Regions from separate parts of the Mus musculus genome. Here region 2 is linked to region 1. A link is a contact called in ENCODE POLR2A ChIA-PET data. All regions are on one chromosome and are shown on one strand. The core of a region is the stretch at or near the end of the contact, and the rest is flanking DNA. Distances in the headings are between cores, read along the strand shown.

The links. ChIA-PET counts read pairs that join two places held with the same protein, here RNA polymerase II (POLR2A).
Region 2: POLR2A ChIA-PET joins it to region 1 with 16 read pairs in Patski. The contact joins the promoter of Ppp1ca here to the promoter of Gstp1 in region 1. POLR2A ChIA-PET finds 5 or more read pairs at or near these places in 4 of 5 experiments (Patski and embryonic stem cell).

What each region holds. Positions count from the first base shown.
Region 1 is chr19:4,035,798-4,041,150 of GRCm38, reverse strand. It overlaps Gstp1 (glutathione S-transferase, pi 1), which reads left to right and starts at 3,239. Exons shown (of 7, transcript NM_013541.1): 1 at 3,239-3,288; 2 at 3,531-3,566; 3 at 3,755-3,861; 4 at 3,960-4,047; 5 at 4,360-4,463; 6 at 5,220-5,327. The coding sequence starts at 3,288. Gstp2 (glutathione S-transferase, pi 2) reads left to right here. Exons shown (of 7, transcript NM_181796.2): 5 at 66-169; 6 at 336-443; 7 at 612-863. The coding sequence ends at 800.
Region 2 is chr19:4,190,054-4,195,406 of GRCm38, reverse strand. Ppp1ca (protein phosphatase 1 catalytic subunit alpha) reads right to left here and starts at 3,233. Exons shown (of 7, transcript NM_031868.2): 1 at 3,136-3,233; 2 at 2,531-2,662; 3 at 2,155-2,385; 4 at 1,536-1,640; 5 at 717-940; 6 at 501-635; 7 at 1-425. The coding sequence starts at 3,190. The coding sequence ends at 315. It overlaps Tbc1d10c (TBC1 domain family, member 10c), which reads left to right and starts at 4,360. Exons shown (of 10, transcript NM_178650.3): 1 at 4,360-4,388; 2 at 4,572-4,743. The coding sequence starts at 4,598. Rad9a (RAD9 checkpoint clamp component A) reads left to right here. Exons shown (of 11, transcript NM_011237.2): 11 at 1-209.

The DNA of each region.
Region 1 (5,353 bases), core at 1,990-4,489:
ACCTACCAACAGCCACATACCTGAGGAAATCAGGGATCAGTCATGCTGTCTCTCCCAACCCGCAGGGCTTTATGGGAAAAACCAGAGGGAGGCCGCCCAGGTGGATATGGTGAATGATGGGGTGGAGGACCTTCGCGGCAAATATGGCACCATGATCTACAGAAACTATGTGAGCCTGAATCTGGGGGGTAGGGTAGCCCAGGAAGTAGGTAGTGGTAGGCCATGTCCCTGGGGGGGGGGGTATATCTGGAATTCATTACAGGGCAGCAGGAGTCCAGTGCCCAGGGCACTGTGACAGTGGGAGGATGGTACATCTTTGGGTGTCTCCCTGGCAGGAGAATGGTAAGAATGACTACGTGAAGGCCCTGCCTGGGCATCTGAAGCCTTTTGAGACCCTGCTGTCCCAGAACCAGGGAGGCAAAGCTTTCATCGTGGGTGACCAGGTGAGCATCTCTTGCATTGCCTTTGCCTTGTGGATAAGGACAAGAGGGAGCCATATGTAAAGTGGAGCAGAGCTAAGGGGTGGAGGTGGGGGTGAGGGCCCTCAGCTCTCTGCCCCCCAGCCCCAGCCTCCTCCCAGCTGCTGAGACCCACACCTCCTGCCCCTGCAGATCTCCTTTGCCGATTACAACTTGCTGGACCTGCTGCTGATCCACCAAGTCCTGGCCCCTGGCTGCCTGGACAACTTCCCCCTGCTCTCTGCCTATGTGGCTCGCCTCAGTGCCCGGCCCAAGATCAAGGCCTTTCTGTCCTCCCCGGAACATGTGAACCGTCCCATCAATGGCAATGGCAAACAGTAGTGGACTGAAGAGACAAGAGCTTCTTGTCCCCGTTTTCCCAGCACTAATAAAGTTTGTAAGACAGAAGAGGTGTCTTTGGTGCCGTTTCCTGTTGAAAAGGGGGCTCTGGGACCCTCAGGCTGGAAAAGGGCAGAGGACAGGAAACTTGCACATAAGGGTGGGACCAGGACATCTTCCTGCTTAATATTTGCTGACCTTTGAAACAGGAAGGGGTTAAGAGCAGAAGAAGAAGAGAAATTAGGGCTGGAGAGATGGCTCAGCAATTAACAGCATTGACTGCTCTTCAGGAGGTTCTGAGTTAAAATCCCAACAACCACATGGTGGCTCACAACCATCCATAATGAGAACTTATGCCCTCTTCTGGTGTGTACTTACATATAATAAATAAATCTAAAAAACAAAACAAAACAGTGGGCATAGTGGTGCATGCCTTTAATCTCAGTACTTGGGAGGCAGAGGCAGGCGGATTTCTGAGTTCGAGGCCAGCCTGGTCTACAAAGTGAGTTCCAGGCCAGCCAAGGCTACACAGAGAAACCCTGCCTCTACCCCCACCCCCACCCCAACTCTCTCATACACACACACACATATATATATGAATGAGCTGGGCAGTGGTGGCGCACACATTTAATCCCAGCACTTGTGAGGCAGAGGCAGGTGGATTTCTGAGTTGGAGGCTAGCCTGATCTTCAGAGTGTAGGAGTGTACAGAGTTCCAGGACAGCCAGATCTATACAGAGAAACCTTGTCTTAAAAACCAGGGACAAAAAAGGAAAGAAAGGAAGGAAGGAAGGAAGAACGGAAGAAAGAAAGGAAGGAAGGAAGAAAGAAAAGTGAACCAACATGTAATGAAGGGGGCCCCATGTTGATTTGCCAGTCAGTCCCAGGAATACTCAACACCTGGCTGCAGGCCAGAGCTAATTCCCTGGCTTTGGATGGGCTAAGGAACTGTGACCCGAGGCTGGCCTGGTGGAGGGTCACAAACTGTACAGAGGGCCTCTGCTTACCTTGCTGGTGATACGTGAGTTTTGTTGCCCCCTACACATACAAGCCAAGGTGAGTTAACAAGAGTTCTCAGAGTAAGTAAGACACCGAGGAGAAGATAAAATCTTATCTAAACAGAAATCTAACTTTTAGTGGATTTTGTTTGCTTCTTCTTTTTTTTTTTTTTTTTTTGTCTTGTTCTTACTAGCCCTGAGAGTTAAAATTAGAAGGATTATCGGGCTGAAGAGATGCCCAGCAGTTAAGAGCACTGACTGTTCTTCCACATGTCCTGAGTTCAATTCCCAGCAACCACATGGTGGTCCATAACCATCAGTGATGGGATCTGATGCCCTCTTCTGGTGTGTCTGAAGACAGCTACAGTGTACTCACAAACATAAAATAAATCTTTAAAAAAGATGTCACTAGGGGTGATTCTTTTAAACCAACTGAAAAATCATTCAGTTTTATGTAATGAAAGTTTTACACAATACAGAGATGTCATAACAGAATAAAGACTCCAGATTCAGTAAATGTGCACCTATGTTATGTGGGGCTTGGATTGGCCTGTTTAAAGGTGGAGAATCATACAGATGAATTTTTTTTCTTCACCTTATTTTTTTGAGACAGGGTCTCTTACTCAACCTGGAGCCTACCTGTTCATCTAGACGGGTCAGCTAACAAAACTCAAGATTTGTCCCTATTCTCACAGAGCTGGGGTTCCTTTTTTTTTTTTTCTCCTAAGACAAAAATCTCATGTGTAGCCTTGGCTGTCCTGAGATTCACTCTGTAGACCAGGCTGGCCTCAAACTCACAGAGATCTGCCTGCCTCTCTTCTGAGTGCTGAGATTAAAGATGAGAGCCTCCGCCACCACCTGGACTAGAGTCGGGATTCTGTATGCGTGCTGCACCCTTTTTATGTAGGTGCTGAGGTGAGAAGAAGGTGCTCGAACTTGTGTAGTACGTACTTTACCTGCTGCACCATCTCTCCAACCCTGTTAGTCTCGTTTATTTTTATCATTTATTTGGTGTTTGTGTCGAGTGTGAGGAGTTAGGATAACAATTTTCTGATTACTCCTGGCGAAGGTCAAATGATCAAATGAAGCTCTTTGGGAGGAGAAAGAAGTTGGTGAGTTAAGGATGGCCACTAGTGGAATCTACTACAGAGGTTGGTAGATGGGGACAGGCAAAAGGCTGACAGAGTTGCACATGCTGCAGAAAGCTGTCCAGCTCCAGTACAAAGTGGAAGGGAGCTGGACACACCCTTCTCGGAGCAGGACCAAAAAATGAACCCAGCACCGCTGCAGACTCGGGTCCCACAAGCGAGTGTCCCCGGCAGGAGGCGGGAGCTGCAGAGCTCCGCTACCGGCTTCTCTCTCCAACGTGTTGAGTCAGCATCCGGGGCGGAGCGCGATGCCCCTTATAAGGCTGGCGGCCCGGTGGCCTACGCGTGCGTCCTCACTCTGAGTACCCCTCTGTCTACGCAGCACTGAATCCGCACCCAGCAGGCAGTGAGTCCGCTCCGCACAGCTTCCCAGGACAACCAGCTTGCAGCTGTCGGGGCCTGGGCTCGCTCACGACTGGCGCTCTTTGCACCGGGCAGCTTGCAACAGGAGCCTGGGGCGTGGGGTGGGGGATGGGGAGGCGTTTCAAACCAGAGAAGGGACCCGGGAGATGGGGTGGGAAAGTGTACCACTCTGAAACCTAATCATTACCCCTTTTCTACCTAACATTCTTCTCTTGTCCACCCCAGTGCCACCATACACCATTGTCTACTTCCCAGTTCGAGGTAAGACCAAATGACTGCAGGAAGGGGAGGTCTGGGGTAGGGGTTGCAGCCCACCATTCCTATCCTCCATGAAGAAATTCCAGTTCATTTTTTATTCTCCTTCTGGTTGCAAGTGGTCCTTGTACTTGAAATTGCTTTGAGGCTGGGCCTGAATGCTGTCCCCAAATCCTTACCCTGACTCCATACAGGGCGGTGTGAGGCCATGCGAATGCTGCTGGCTGACCAGGGCCAGAGCTGGAAGGAGGAGGTGGTTACCATAGATACCTGGATGCAAGGCTTGCTCAAGCCCACTTGTGTGAGTGACACCCGTAGTGGAGGGGGCAGAGGTAGGGCCTTAGGAGGGCTGTGACTGGGAGGCAGCAGCATCACCAAGGTTCTTGTTCCTCCCTCCAGCTGTATGGGCAGCTCCCCAAGTTTGAGGATGGAGACCTCACCCTTTACCAATCTAATGCCATCTTGAGACACCTTGGCCGCTCTTTGGGTAAGTCCTGAACCCAGGTGGTCCAGCTGGTGGGCAGGGTGGTGGGGGGGGTATCAGTTATTGTTTCAGGGGGTATCTGCCCAGCTGGCCACTCCCTTTTTAGTTTTGAGTTGACAGAGCAAAACAGGGACACACAGAGATTATTCTTGTTCAGGCTGCATCTGTGGTCTGCCTGCCATGGCTTCCTGTTGCCTTTCATGAGCTCGGGTCTCACATGACTGCCCATATCCCCTCCCCCAAGACCTCGACCTACCAACAGCCACATGCCTGAGGAAATCAGGGATCAGTCATGCTGTCTCTCTCAACCCGTAGGGCTTTATGGGAAAAACCAGAGGGAGGCCGCCCAGATGGATATGGTGAATGATGGGGTGGAGGACCTTCGCGGCAAATATGTCACCCTCATCTACACCAACTATGTGAGCCTAGATCCCGGGGAGTGGGGGTTGGGAGCGATGGGCAAAGGAGCTTTGTGTATTTTTGCCTCCCTAGTTTCCTTTCCTGTATCAGAGCCCGAAGCAGGGTAGGGCAGTCTGGGGCACTGTAAAGAGGGCCAATAGACAGCTTCAGGAGAGGTCAGCGGGTGCAGATAGGAAGAGTGTGTGTGCCCTCACGTGTGTGGGTGTGTGCATAGGGGCAGAACATGAAGAGACAGAGCTGGGGCAGAAGGCCAGGTCCTAAAGCCCTTGGACCAGCTGGCTTGGACTCTGTGGGGCTGTTGAAGAGTCTGTTCATGGCTGGATTTAAATGTGAAGCTCCGAATGATCCTCAGGGTGCCAGCTCTGAGAGCTTTACTATGATAAAGACCAGAGAACTTAGCTGGGGGTGGTAATGCACACCTGCAATCACAGTAGTTGGGTGGCCTGAGCTACACTGTGAGCTGTCCAGGGCAGCCTATGGTAGGGAGGGAGAGCATAGAAGGGATGGAGTGGTTGAATGGTGTAAGAAAGAATTAGCAGCTGAAGTGACTGAGACCTGGTCAAAGCCTGGGTGTTGGCAGCAGGCACAGTGGTGGCTAGTCTCCTGACACCAGGCAGCCCAGGAAGTAGGTAGTGGTAGGCCATGTCCCTGGGGGGTGGGGTATATCTGGAATTCATTACAGGGCAGCAGGAGTCCAGTGCCCAGGGCACTGTGACAGTGGGAGGATGGTACATCTTTGGGTGTCTCCCTGGCAGGAGAATGGTAAGAATGACTACGTGAAGGCCCTGCCTGGGCATCTGAAGCCTTTTGAGACCCTGCTGTCCCAGAACCAGGGAGGCAAAGCTTTCATCGTGGGTGACCAGGTGAGCATCTCTTGCATTGCCTTTGC
Region 2 (5,353 bases), core at 1,984-4,483, 150 kb before region 1:
TGACCTTTATTCAAGAGACCAGATGGGTTGCCCCAGGATCTGGCTGCCAGCCATGCAAGGCTGGAGACCCACAATCTGGTCTGCCATTGCCCTGAGCTGCAGCCTTGGCCCCAGGATTCCACTTGCAGCCACCACAGGTGCTGGTGGGAGGGAGCCCTGGGAGATTAGATGCTGCTATTGATTCTTTAAAAAATAAAGGAAAGACACTTAACGCTGTGTGTTCCCCGTGACGGGTGGGCCTGAGAGGCCAGTGTGACCCATGGCAGCATGATTTCTGTACAAACGATCTGGGGCAGAAGGGCAGCACATGGAGGCTATTTCTTGGCTTTGGCAGAATTGCGGGGTGGAGTGATGGGCCGGCCTCCGGGGTTCAGGCCGCTGAACTGCCCATACTTGCCCTTATTCTTATCAGCGGGCTTGAGGATCTGGAAGAGAAAACACTCATCAGGGTCCTGGGGTTGAGCCAGGCGTCTATTGGGCAGCCTCTTCCCCACACCCACCTGGAAGGAACACATGAGGGTCTCATCCACACTCATCATGGCACCAGCATTGTCAAACTCTCCACAGTAGTTGGGAGCTGAGAAGAGTGTCACCAACTGTCTCTTGGCAAAGAACTCATAGCCATCTTCTACAACCTGGGCCAGGGCAGGAACGGTTTAGTCTGTAAGTTAGGCACCCCACCCCCACCCCCAGCCCGCCCCAGGCCACCAGCCCACCTGATGTGCTCTGCAGATGAGGTCCAAATCATGCTTGTGCAGGAACTTGGCTACCACCTCAGCCCCAAAGGTAAAGGAGACACCACGGTCATTCTCGCCCCAGCCTTGAACATCCTTGTCAGGGTCAGACCACAGGAGATCACACAGTAGGCCCTGGTCAGGCACGTCTGTGGGCCGCATAATACGCCTAATCTGCTCCATGGATTGCAAGTCTGGAGACAGGCCTGGGGGTGGTGGAGTGGGAATAGTGTTCCTTAAACCAAGTGCTGTCCTGTGCCCAGCTCTGGGGTGGGACAGCTCCACTGTTCCCACCGCTAATCTGGGCTCCTTAAGTTCAGGGAGACAGAATCCATTACTTCCCCACTGGCCCCATTTCTCTGTGGCCTTGGCTGTCCTGGAACTCACTTTATATGACACCACCACTTAGAAGTACAGATAGCAGACCTCGGGGGTGGGGGGGCAGAAGGAGATTAATGAGTTGACTACAGGATGCCTCATGCCACAACAGGAAAGAGTGCAACCAAACTGGTGGGTGGAGCATGCCTTTAATCCCATCACTTGGGAGTCAGAGATAGGCAGGAGCTCTAGTGAGTTCAAGGCCAACCAGGTCTACAAAGTGAGTTCCAGGACTGTCAGGGTTTTACCCAGAAAGCCAGTCTCAAAAACAAACGGGGGTGTGGTAATCTCCCCTAATAAGCGATATCCAAGATGAGATTCAAGGAGCGCTATTCCAGGGAACTGAGAAGAGTTCTGTTAACTTTACAAGGCCCCTAAGGATGTGGCCCAAGAACCCAAGCACAGACCCACAACCACTCTCACCCCCGTGGCAGCAGAAGATCTTCTCATCCACAATGGCTGCAATGGGCAGGCAGTTGAAGCAGTCAGTGAACGTCTTCCACAGTTTGATGTTGTATCTTCTCTTGCCTGCGCAAAAGGAAGCGGCTCATAGGGAAGACTACACCCCCAACCCCCAACCCCAGTCTAGGTTTCTGTGCACCCATCCAGGGACAAAGCTGAGAAAAAAAGACCGAAAAGCAAAGAAAGCTTACATTCTTCTCTTTGCTCTACCCTCATCTACCTTCCAGAATTCCAACACCTGAACTCGTCTGGCCCAACCATGATGGTGGTACCCACTCTGGTCCCATGGATGAGGCCAAACCAGGAGTGGGTCTGTTTTATTCATACAGGCATCCTAAATGTTTACTAAGGAATGTACTAGAAGGGGGTGTCATCAGGCAGGGCTGTGGCTTTAGCAAATGGGCAGCCCTGCATGTACATCCATTCACCAGGCCCCTCCTGAGCGCCAAGGACGACAGACGTGTTGCTGGGGCCCTACAGGGCTCATCATTGGGGGTCTTTTGGCACTAGACCAATGTAGGGGGCCCATGAAGAGCAGGGAATGTAGTTCTGGGCAGACAGCAACATTCAAAGCACTTACATTCATCATAGAAGCCATAAATGCGGTTGATGCTGGCACACTCATGGTTCCCACGAAGTAGAAAGAAATTCTCCGGGTATCTGATCTTATAGGCCAGCAACAGGCAGATGGTCTCCAAAGACTGCTTGCCCCGATCTACATAATCCCCCAAGAAGAGGTAGTTGCTCTCTGGAGGGAAGCCACCATACTCAAACAGCCGTAGAAGGTCATAGTACTGGCCATGGATGTCACCTGGGAACCAGAGAAAACTAGGTAGGTGCAAGATGTAAACTTGACCCCAGGGCCAGCAATAGGTTAAAGGGTGGAGGAACACGGTTAATGGGGCACGAGTAGGGGCTATTTTCAGGAAGCAAAAGGGTTCTGTGCAAGGATTTACCACAGATCTTGAGGGGCGCCTCAAGCTCCAGAAGAATGGGCTGGCTCAGGAAAATCTCCCGGGATTTGAGGCACAGACCACGGATCTCGTTCTCTGTCAGCTGCACGTTCTTCCCAGGCCGTGAGCCCTGCACTGAGTACGGAATAGGGTCTTGGGACCCTGACCTCGCAGACCGGACGAGGGTAGGTGTCGCGCCCCCCTAACAGGGGCAACTGTTGCAAGTGAGCCCCCACCCCCTCACCCCGAAACCTTTGCGTCAGGCCTTCAAAGGCAAGATCCGACCCCTTAGCCACCCGGAGGGCCTCCAGAGAAACGCCTGTGCTCAGCAGCCTGTCAGCCGAAGCTTCCTCGCTTCGGGATCCCTTCCCAGCTAGCTTCGCAGGAGCCTCACCCTGAGTCCCGGGCACTCGTGCACCCCCGGCCTCTGAGCGCGCTCCAAAGCCCAGGCGCCCGCGGGGGGGGGGGGTGCCGTGGCCATGGATCCTCACGGCCTGTCCCCGCCCAAGCGACGCTAGCCCCCGGGAGCGGCGGGCCGCCCGCGCGCCACTTCCAGACGGCGAGGGGCCCGGGCTCGGCGCGAGCGCACCTTCCCTACCCCTGCCCACCTTCCAGCAGGCGCCCGATGATGGAGTCCAGGTTGAGCTTCTCGCTGTCGGACATGGCGGCGCCGCCGCTCCGGCCCACCAGCTCCGGGCCCTCTCCTGCCTCCCGCCCTCTTACAGCCTCCTTCCGGCCTGGCTCTCCTTCCGCCCTCCCCAGCCCGCCCCCGGCCCGCCGCCCCTCCTCTTCGGTCGACCGCCCCGCCCCGCCCTGCCGCGTCCGTAGTTCCCCGCTCTCTAGCGCCTCCCCTGGACGGGAAGCTCCGCAGCCCGAGAGGGCCTCGGGCGAGCGGGCGGGGCTGGCAGGGGTGGTGAGCCGGGGTTCGGTAGGGCGGGGTTAGGTCGGCTCCACCCTGGAGGAATCGCCCTGCCGCGTTCAGATGAGTTAGGGCCGGAAGTACTGTAGGAATTGTTTTTCTCTTTCCAAGTCTCTCCCACCCCAGCCCTGCGTGGGACTGTGGTATGAGCATGTTAATCGCTGACTTCTCAAACACTAAATAAATTCCTCGAAGTGCAGAAAAAGAAACTAAGGCTTAATGATACTGAGAGTGGGCTCCAGACCTCCGGAGCCTCACATTCACCTCCATCTTTATGGCCAGACCCATGAACACCTGCTACTGAACTCTAAGCAGTGTTTTGGTCCAGGTTGCCTTGGTGCCTGCTACGTCCATTTTTTTTCCATAAGTGATGTAATACGTTGTATCTCGTTCATGTTGTAAGTCCTTTGTAGAGTACTTGGACTTGTCTAGCATGTGCAAGGCCTGAGGTTCCAGCTCCGGCTCTGGAAGGAACATTAAAGTAGGCTTGGTGTCGTAAACCTATAATTCCAGTGCCTGAAATTCCTGCACTCAGGAGTCTGGACACAGGAGGATCAGAAGTTCAGGGTCATCTCCTGTCTGGGCTACATAAGACCCTGTTCTCACACTACCCCTTCACTCTCAAAACAAAACAAAACAAAAAACCCGGGGCAGGGGGTTGGAGGGGTGGGATGACATTAAAGGATAATTATTATTGGAACCATAAATTGGTTTTACTTGGTAAAACTGAAGGTGGCCTGTCATCTTCAATTTGGGCCAGCCAGGGAATCAATACACCCAGCATCCTCTGGATGGGAGGAGGTCGTGGCTCTGGCACTAGGGCAAGCAGGAAGAACCTCACAGAGGAAGGGGGGAGTCCCCCCACCAGGGAGGGGCCCCCAGCAAGCTGCTGAGCTGAGACTGAGGAGGAAGTGAGAAGAAGAGGTGAGGTGCAGCAAGGAGGTGAGCCGGGCTGCTGGGGTAGGGGCCAGGCTTGGGGCTGGGGCTCTGCACAGAGACTTGGTCTCAGGGTCTACCCGACTCCCCAGCAAAAGAGGGGGCTTAGTCCCCTGTGACTGAGGACTGGTGGCTGGAATCCCCAGCCTGAGTCTGGCTGTTCACACTGGCTCTCTGTATGTCTTGCAGCCTGTGACACTGGGGTCCAGGGCAGAATGGCCCAGGCCCTGGGAGAGGACTTGTTATCAGAACTACAGGATGATTCTAGCTCCCTAGGGTCTGACTCAGAGCTGAGTGGGCCCAGTCCATATCGCCAGGCTGACCGTTATGGCTTCATTGGGGGCAACTCAGGTGAACTGAGGTGAGTGAGGCATGGGTAGGGGAGAGAGTAGGGTCCAGAGACTGAGGACACTAGCCCAAAACTCAGCTGCTGGTGTCACTGCTCGGTTCCGCGTGGTGGGGTGGGGGTGGGGGTGGGGTGTGCTTTATCTCTTTATCCTCTGACGATCTGTACCTTCCCCTAAAGCTGAACATCCTTTCCCTTTTAACCTCTGGTCCAAGAACCCCAGATGGAAATTTGGATGTCTTCTCTTCTCCAGGTTTCCCTTACACAGTTAATCACAGACAGAAACTTGACACATCGCACAGCAGATCAGAAAAAGAAGCAGATTCAGACTCAGGACTTCAGGCTTCCAGTCCAGGGCACTATCCACCCAGCTTCCCCTATGAGTTAGCTCTGTCTCTGTTTTAGGGGACAGCCAAATAGACCTACCCTAAATACCTCCTCATCCCATTAGTCTTTCCAGCTTCTATCCCTTTATTCCTGTTTGTTTGTTTGTTTGTTTGTTTGTTTGTTTCAAGACAGGGTTTCTCTGTATAGCCCTGGCTGTCCTGGAACTCACTCTGTAGACCAGGCTGGCCTCGAACTCAGAAATCTGCCTGCCTCTGCCTCCCGAGTGCTGGGATTAAAG